Regions from separate parts of the Homo sapiens genome. Here region 1 is linked to region 2. Evidence: chromatin contacts called from ENCODE Hi-C data. All regions are on one chromosome and are shown on one strand. Each heading gives the region's core, a stretch centred on a gene start or an enhancer-like site at or near the end of the contact. The rest is flanking DNA. Distances are from core to core; before and after follow the strand shown. Region 1 overlaps EPB41L3 (erythrocyte membrane protein band 4.1 like 3). Region 2 holds the start of TMEM200C (transmembrane protein 200C).

What was found. Hi-C counts contacts between places; a loop is a spot of excess contacts on that map. Pooled maps may share reads with other maps.
Region 1: a pooled map shows a loop between it and region 2 (2.0-fold over the local background). The contact joins the enhancer-like site here to the promoter of TMEM200C in region 2. A Hi-C loop is called at or near these places in 3 of 168 maps with a recorded cell type or tissue (CD4-positive, alpha-beta T cell, CD4-positive, alpha-beta memory T cell and naive thymus-derived CD4-positive, alpha-beta T cell) and 7 of 50 pooled maps.

Annotation. Positions count from the first base shown.
Region 1 is chr18:5,454,098-5,458,424 of GRCh38, forward strand. The region is part of intron 3 of EPB41L3 (erythrocyte membrane protein band 4.1 like 3); the gene reads right to left. Among named protein-coding and RNA genes, the nearest start is that of EPB41L3, 88 kb to the right of the region's middle. RefSeq lists an enhancer at 2,310-2,810. Within about 2 kb of position 2,599, at least 11 of the 41 ENCODE cell types and tissues checked have a DNase peak (open chromatin) inside an H3K27ac peak, as active enhancers do; they include CD4-positive, alpha-beta T cell, where a contact is called at or near this core.
Region 2 is chr18:5,893,619-5,898,089 of GRCh38, forward strand. TMEM200C (transmembrane protein 200C) reads right to left here and starts at 1,904. Exons shown (of 2, transcript NM_001395400.1): 1 at 1,412-1,904. All of the region lies in intron 9 of MIR3976HG (MIR3976 host gene), which reads left to right. It overlaps LOC121725015 (a long non-coding RNA gene), which reads left to right and starts at 2,109. Exons shown (of 3, transcript NR_172505.1): 1 at 2,109-2,468.

The DNA.
Region 1 (4,327 bases), core at 1,349-3,848, 440 kb before region 2:
TAAGTCACCTTTCCTGGGCTTCCTTTTTTTCTAACGAATTCTTGATAGAAAAATACTCTATAACATTGCCTTGAAATTTAAGCGGAGAGTGTGTTTTTTTTTTGTTTCCTTGTTTTTTTTTTTTTTTTTTAATCCATACTTGGAAAATGCCAAAGCGCCGTGGTCAAACCCAGGAACAAAAGATGATGGTGTCTGGTCTGGGACAACAGAGTCCATAAAGCCTTAGAAAGGGCTGGAGCTGGGAAGCCCTAAGAAGAAAGACAAGGCACCAGCTATCCTATGTGAATCTCCTGCCTTTTTGGGCTGTCTCAAGTGTACATGCAATGCCACGTTTAATAAGCATGGAAAGTCCATTATCCACATCACTACTGCCAGAATCCATTCTCAAGAGGCAGGACTTAATGGGATCTTTCAGCCTATGTACTAATCCCAAATGTGGTCCAGGCAGCATATTCATAGAGGGCTGACATGAGAGGCAGAGATCACATTTCTTCTCTCTAGATGGCACATATATTGTCAGTCCTTTCTTTAAATTCATGAGCAATCAGCTCTTCAGAAAACCATGAGGGTAACTACTTTCAAACATTCATCAGTCAATCAATAATTGTTCTATCACATTCTCATTTAATCAAGTTAGCAATAATGATCTGGAGCCTTCTGTTAAAATAGGAATATGAAACTACTTCCTGGTCTTGGTAAATTTATAAACAAAATAGTGAACATGTGTGTTTAATTTCCAGGTCTAAATTATCTAGAGATGAGAATTCATCTGGCATTATTTAAACACCTTTAAGTTGGATATTCCTACCCACTGAAAGTTTGTCTTCCCATTATTCAAGTGCAGTATATTAGACAGTCCCAAGGCTGGACTCTGGTTCTACAACTAATCAGCTCTGTAATGTTAGACAAGTTATTTAAACCTCTCTGAGCTTCATTGTTTTCATTATAAAATGGAAATAATACTGGTACTTATGCAAAGGATTGTTGTATTAAGATAAAACACTGGAAAGCACATTGCCTAACTCATGGGAAGCATCAACAATAAATGCGGGTGATTATTATTAGGCCTTTTTCATAAGGAGCCTGATAAATTTAAGGTTTCTAATGCTGAATTTGGAATAGAGACTGATGTACTATTAAAATCCTATTTATTCTACAATGAAATCATAGAAAACAAATCATACCATTACTCTTACGAAAAAAAAAAATCCCTTCTCTTTACATAGGTAAAACTGGGAAATTATTCAAAAATAGTATTGATATTAGTAAACTGAGTCTACATTCAATTTTTCTTTTCAAACACACACTCCCAGAACAGTTTTAAATACATATTGGGTATACTGGCACATTTTGGTATTATGCATTGTAAGCCATATAGCAATGTCCAAACTAGATTGGGCTGTTCACATGCAGTAGAGTTGACCTATGTTTTGACTTAGATTCAGTGCGCAAACACTTCAAGTACATACATGACAAAAGTACCTCCCTACATATTAAGCCCATCTACCTTTCTTTAAAGGTGCTTTTTTTTTTTTAATTGGTTCCTGCCTTCATTTGTTGTAATTTCCGTCTCTACTTGAAACCAGACTTTTGCACTCAGAGATGTGCACTGTGGTAGATGATGGCTTTCCAGTGAAGCACGCTTCTTCTTGGCTAGCAGAAACATTGGGCTTGATTTTTTGCAAAGAGTTTCACATCACACATACGAGATGTTGGCAGCAAACTGTCAGACAACATTTCCTGCTGTGGATTCAGGTCACTAAGCCAACGCATGCAAAATGAACGCAGAAAAGGAAGTCTAAGAAGGAGGAATGTTTGAAACAGACACGTACTTAAACCTGAATCACGTAAAATAATCATATTAGCTAATTCTGAATGACGTGAAACTTTGAGAATTTTCCTGTGAGAGGAAGTACTTAACTTCTTTTGTAAGAATTCTCAAAAAAACCCCTAAACAAACAAAACTTGAATTGTGATTTATAATTCATTTGGTCAAATGAAGAGCTATATGCAACTCAAATATAGACAATAAAAACACCACTTTCAATAATATGAATTTAATGAGTATGAATTTGTAGCACTGTCACTTTTCAATTCTGTAAGACACTGATAATCAAAAAACATGAGAATAATATTGTCATTGCTTTAAAAAACTATGTACTAAGTGAATCTGTGTCCTTTCCTGTCCATCAACTGTTTAAGCCTATATTAGTAGGGCAAGGCTGAGAATAAATAGAAAGAGAAAGAATATCAAGGTATTACATAAACCACCAGCATATTTAAAGATGTAATGATATATCATTTCACCAGTTAAATATGTGTTTAAATTAAAATGATCTTATAATCTATGTAAGACCTGTAATGAAATGTAAATAAGTGGTTAAAAAAACAGGACATGCTCACACTGTAAATGATGCTTCATTCAGTCTTGTCTGCACTTGCGCATATCATATTTTAGATGAGTATTTAAAGTCCAGTAGATAGGGGAAGAAAAAACCTTCTCAATCATTAAATATTTTGATTCTGTATACTTTTTGGTTTTTGTTTCTGATACATGTAATACCCTGTTTGAGCCACTGAGGGGTATAGTTGGGTCTACACATCAAAGGTCAGTATTGTTTTCTAACATTCCTCTATCAGGGCATCCTGGCTTAATACTGCGTGAACCCACAATCCCAGAAAGCCAGTGCTAATCCTCTTTGCCCAGCCGTTCCCACTCCTGTGACAGGGGTAAGGAGGAAGCTGCTGAACCCTGCTAAGAAGATGGGAGGCCTGGTCTAATTCGAGAACCAGACACGGCAGGCCCTGTCTTCTGGGCTCAGCCCAGTGAGAAGCTGGAGCAGCAGGGAGGCGCGCTCACTGCAGCGATCCCGTGGCTCAGCAACCTGCAGGGAATGGTAGTCACTGCTCCTTCCCGAATCTCAGATGACTATTCCTTTAAGTTCTGTGGTTACAATCTGTAAAACATATGAGTAGCATTTGCAAATGGTAGTAAATAACAATCACATAAAAACTGAAACCATAAGGCAAACCGCACTCTCAACATGGCTTCAAGATAGGTACAGCCTTTTCCTGTAAGCAACAACTCTACCGTTCTTTTATCTGTAGGAAAATCGCAAACATTCTATTCAAGCAAAAGTAAAAGATTCCATACATGTTTAGACTGCACTGTTTTTTCTCTGCTTGTGATAAAGCAATTGTCTTTCCTGGAGCTTATCTGCCCTCGGGGCTGAACTTGAGTAAGGTTCAGGACTGAGGGGCTCGGGAAGCTCTGCTCCCCTGCTTTTTTGGAAGTCTTGCTGATCCTATAAACCAGCTCTCCTTGCTTTCATCTGGTGGAACAAGTGATCTCGGATGGCACAGTAGGCAGTGAAGTGAAAATTTAGGGAGGTCATCCCTGAGACTGTATCACTTATTTTAACTTCTGTTTTTACCATTGAAAAAGAAAAAAACACACACACACAGATCTCAGGGAGAAGAAAGCTATATGACAACATCACGGTTTAGCTATCAGATTCAGTAGTGAGAGATGCTTCTGGTACACAGACAGCAAAAGCCTAACTGTGGAAAGACCCTGCAGGGGCCTCCCAGGCTTGCCTGCCTCTGTGACTTCCCTGCTACCTCACCTCGCTCCCTGTGAGGCTCTCTCCTGCAAAGAGGAGACTGTACACACACCTCCACGCCCCGAAGCCTTCTACCCGTTCGTCCTTCTCTCCACCACTCAAGCACCCCTTCCTCAGGATTCCACCCCTGAACTGCAGGACTAGGTTACATCTCAGGGAAGCTGTTTTCATAGCTCCTGCGTTGCCACTGTCAGGGGGGCACTTTTATTTTTGTTTGTATTAGAATTTGAGTTGTGGTCGGGGTAGCCTACCTGTAAGCTATATCCACTCACCACTGTATTCTTACAGTGCCGGGCATCGAGCAGAAACATTTTTTTAAAAATATCAAAGAAAATCAAGCTAAATAAATGCATCTGGGGTTCATTTCCTGCTTTAAGACTCTTGAACAACTGCTCTAATCTTTGAAATTTGTTCATGACCAATTTGTTTATATTTCTCTACCATGCAGGTATAATCTTCTCTGGCTAGAACTACAGTGTTGAATTTTTACCCCCATTCTTGTAAAAAGAGAATACTTTATTCCCACAAATGAAAAACCTGTTTTTTAATGTTCCACCTCAAACATCATATAAAGGTTAACTTCCCGATAAACTTCTCAAATTTTCCCCAAGGAGTAAGTGGTCTTAAACTGTGGTTTTACTCTATTACTTTGATTTGATACACATTTTATCCTTCACAATATAGAAAAATACATGATGGATCAT
Region 2 (4,471 bases), core at 654-3,153:
AGAATAAATTCCCCCTTGAAAATGTGTGGTAGGTAGAATTTTGCTTTTAATTGGTGATTGGGTGAAAGGCTTTGGCCCTTGAGTTCCTCCATTATATCAATATAGGCAGGATCTTTTCTCCATCAGTGGGAATGTAAATGGTAATCAGCTCTTTGCAATATTTGCAAATCAATATCTCTTTGGGACTTAGCTGGGTTTCAGTAAAGAGAAGCACCAGGTAGATAAGAGAGGGGTCAGTATAGAGAATACATCTATAAACCTTTAAGCTGCACCAGTAAGTACAGATTGAAACAAACAAAAAAAAGAGCTTACTGTCTATCTCTAATCCCAAATAAGTAAGCACATTTATTATGTGGTTGTAACATAGAGACTGTTGTTTTAAGTGATCCTTGGAGTCCAGCATCTTAAATAATCTGGAGATCCGTGGTTATCTTAAGAAGGCTTTAAGGACCAGACATTTTTTAGAAGCGAACTCAGACTCAGTTGGCAGGGTGGCTCTCCCACCGCAGAAAGGCTACATGTTTTGTTGGGCATTGATCAGGTGCGCCGGGAGGCTGGATGCCTTGGGGGAGGAGGAAACCCACTTGGATTTCTCCTCAGCAAGGCAGCTTTGGCTCCGGTAGAATGTAAGGAAGGTTGGAATGGATTTCAACAGTCCTTTACCGCACATCTTTAAAATGAGTTTAATAGCTAGTAATTAACTCCCTCGTTTATTATTCCTTCAGCTCTGTTGAAGGCTGTACTCCCTTTTAATGTATCATCATCTGACACGAAATACAGACAAAGGTCAGATGCCACGGGAGACCCACCTTTGAGGTTTTCCTTTATACCTAATGAAAGAAAACAAACTTAGCAGTCAAGCTTGGCTGCCCTCGCAATTTACTGCCTGGAGCTGGTCTTACCGTGGTTAAAGAATGGAGGATGGGGGAAGCAAAGGAGGGATGTCTAAAAATACAACTGCTTCCAAGAGAGACATTCAAGTTCTCCGCTCAAGATGGATTAAGCCCCACTCTGAGGCTCGGAGGCTCGGATCCCACAGGCTGGGAGCGCTGTGCTGTGCCCGGTACCCAACCCAGGTCCTCGACCCCGGCCCCTCACTGGCAGGGCGGCGACCCCCTGGCCCCTGGCTTTGGTCTGCTTATTGATGTTAGCTGGAGTCACATGAGTGCAGCAGCTGGGAGTCCGCCTCTGGAAAGAAGACAGGCAGGAGCCAAGTGAGGGCAATCCTGAACTAGCTTTTTCTGGGCAGCGCATCCCGTGTAGCCAGCCCGGGAAAAAGCCTCTCACCGAACACCAGCCCGGGGCGCGGGGACTCGGGGACCCGAGGGGCGGGGAGGGGCCCCCAAGGGCTGGGGACTGGCAGAATTGCTCAAAATGGCAGCACTCTCCGCACGCAAGATCGCTCACTTACCCAGGGAGACCGAGGGAGGTCGGGGCCGGCGAACGGGCGCTCGGGCGACACAAAGGAACCATGGAGAAACTTTTTCAGCCCGAGCCGACGGCGGAGCGCAGGGACAGCGCCCCGGGGCCCCGCATCCGAGCGCGACTCAGCAGCCCCGCGGGGGCGAGCGCCCGCCCCAGGCTCGCAGTCCCCGCCGGCGCTGTGGCGGGAGCCATTTCCAAGAGTTTCCAAGAAGTGTCAGGTCCTCCGCATCCCGCATCCCGCATCCCGCCTCGGAGCCCTCCTCTCCGCCGCTCATCCTCCAGCTCCCGGCGTCCCCTAGCGCGGCGCTCCCGGGCGGGCCCCTGCGGCCGCGCCGCCGGCCCTCGCGCCTCTTTTGTGTGGCTGCGGCGCGCCGGGCTCCGCCGGGTGGAGTTGAGCCCGCGGCGGCGGCTCGGGGCGGCCGGACTGGCGGCTGTTGCTAAGAGACCGGAGCCATGACACAGGGAAATTGCGGCAGGGTGGCGGTCGGGGCCCGCCCGGCTCGGCGGAGTCGGGGGGCGCCCCCGCCCCCGCCCCCCGCCCCACCCCCTCCTCCGGCGCCCCCCCCCACGCCGCCGGCCTTCCCCGCTCCCCCGCGTCCTCCGCCGCCCGCCGCCCGTCCCTTCGGAAGCGCCGATTCCTCGGGGAGGAGGAGGCGTGAGGGGAGGCGGCGGAGGCAGCCGGCACGGGGCGCTCGGGCCGCGGGGCAGGGGGCGCGGGGTGCCTCCTCGGCCTCGGCTCTCCCCGCCCCGGGGCGCCCCGAGACCGCCGCCTGCCTCCGCGGGCAGCTTTGTTCTTCTTTCCTCCAACTACCTGTCTGAGCCGCGGGCCCCAGAGGCCCCAAAGAGAGGCCCGGAGGGTCTCCCCAGCAGCATCCGAGGGGCGCTCTCGGGGAGCTAGGGGCCAGAGTCCGCGGTCCCTCCGTGCCTGCCTCCCTCCCCTCGTGCCTCGGTCTTTTGTTGCCTCTACTCCTCGGCACGGCGCAGCCTGGGCTCTCTTCCCCCTCCCGCTTGGGAGTTTGCAGTGTGGACGCTCGGCAAGCACAGTAAGTTGTCCCCCAGCGAACTCGGGCCCGGGCGGAGTGGAGCCGCCCCCGCCGGGACGGGCGCACCGCGGGACGCTTGGAAGCCTCTGCCAGATGCGCTCGCGCTCCAGCCCCGCCGGGCTTTGTGACCAGCCTGACCGGGACCCGGCAGCTGGGGCTCCTCGGAGATCAGAATGGGCTCCGGGGCTCTTCCTTGGGCAGCCCCTCCTGCTCCTCCCCGGTGCGGTAATCAGCAAGCATTAAAAGGAAAACTATAATTCTCCAGGAATCAGGAATCAGGGTTGGAATCAGAGAGGGGAGGTGGGGGTAGGGAGGATGTCCAAACTCCCTACGTCATTTAAAAAAGAGAGAAGGCGAGAGAGAGAGAGAAAGAGATCGAGATCCTGTTTCCTAGTTCATCCCTGTCTTCTCAACTGTAAAGTAAAAATGACAGGGAAAAGAGAATTTCAAAGTGGAATTTCCCCAAAGAGTATTGAGAAAGTGAGAAAGATTTCATTTATCTATTGAAATGAGGCAGCCAGGATTCAGGAAGAAAGGAACAGAAGAGCAGATGAAGCAAGTGCTGTCTGAAATTTTGGATCCAGATAAATATTTTGGTGGTGGTGGGTGTTATATATTCTGAGTTTTGCTGCTTAGGGGTCCACAAAACCCACACAGGAGGGCTCTGCTGCCCGCAGCTCCTGTTACAAGATTGTTCCCCACATACACAGCATTCACTTGTGCTTAAATCTAGAGCAGACACTTTTCAAAAAGAACAATAAAGACAACCAATTTACAAGTTCAATGATATAAATGTGAACAGTGATCTAAGAGATGGGGATAGAGACGGTGGGGGACAGGAGGGAACGAAGCAGAAGTGTTTTCTAAAAGGCAACCCTGCATTCACCTGTTGGAAAGGTGGCCTCTGTCACCCTTTTCAAGCAAATAACGAATCTGAATGATGATCAGGGTGTCCGGAACCCACCGCCTTCCCCCTACCTATTCATGCTCAGATTCAGGCTATTAGAAAACAAACCATAATGAAGGGAAAGTTTTAAATCCCACATTGGGTTGTTTCCTTTTAGAGAAATCACTGCAAAGGAAAAATAATAAGATCTAGTTGTCGTTTTCTAAAGCCTTTTTGGCTCTGAACTTCCAGATCTCCTGAATCCCAATAATAATCTGGTATTTTTTACAAAGATTGGGCCTACAGTCTCATTTCATTGCACAGCTAGCTGCCAGAGTCTATGGGCGGCAGTTCCTGTGCTCTGTTTGCTGGGCTGTACAAACAGGAATAATACTGCAGAACTTCATTAGGATTTTAGGTGGATTAAACTGCTAATAGTTTCAAGTTTCTGTGTAAATTATAGCCATCATTTGCACATTTAAAACTCATTTGAGGGATTTGGAGAAGAAAAGAATTCTTTTCTAGACAAAGGGCCTTGGGACATAGCTAGTTTTGTCTTATGTTGATGATTGCAACAAAATTTATGGCTTATTACTCAAAGGCTTCCTTCCAAACTGCGCTTTTTGGAACTTTGAACTGTTTAACCTGAATGTTATCACGTTCAGTAGTTTTCTTTGTTTTCAGCTCATGGTATCAGAGGAAATCAAGCAGATCACATCTGTTTCCAGCGGAGTCCGTTATCCCCTCTGTAATACAGAATCAACATACATTCCCAGGGGCTTTCAAGTTATTAGAGTTATTTTTAAAGGAACAAGGATACTCTTGGCCCTTCTGGCGTTATTTTCCTTCTAATCTCCCTGGCCATTTCAGTTTGGATGATTTCCGAGACTGTGGGACCCCACTTTCACCGTGCTAAGGACTGAAAGGCTACAACTACCTAGTCTTAATAATTCACTAGTGTCTCCAGATTTTGGAGCTCAGCACAGCCTTCTGACCTTGTAGCAGGGAACATAATGAAGGCCCTGGGAAAGTAAGAGAAGAGGATGAAGATTAGCTTAGTTTAGTTGGATTAAATTCTGACCTGCAACCTTTCATTTGCTCTATCTTAAAAAAAAAT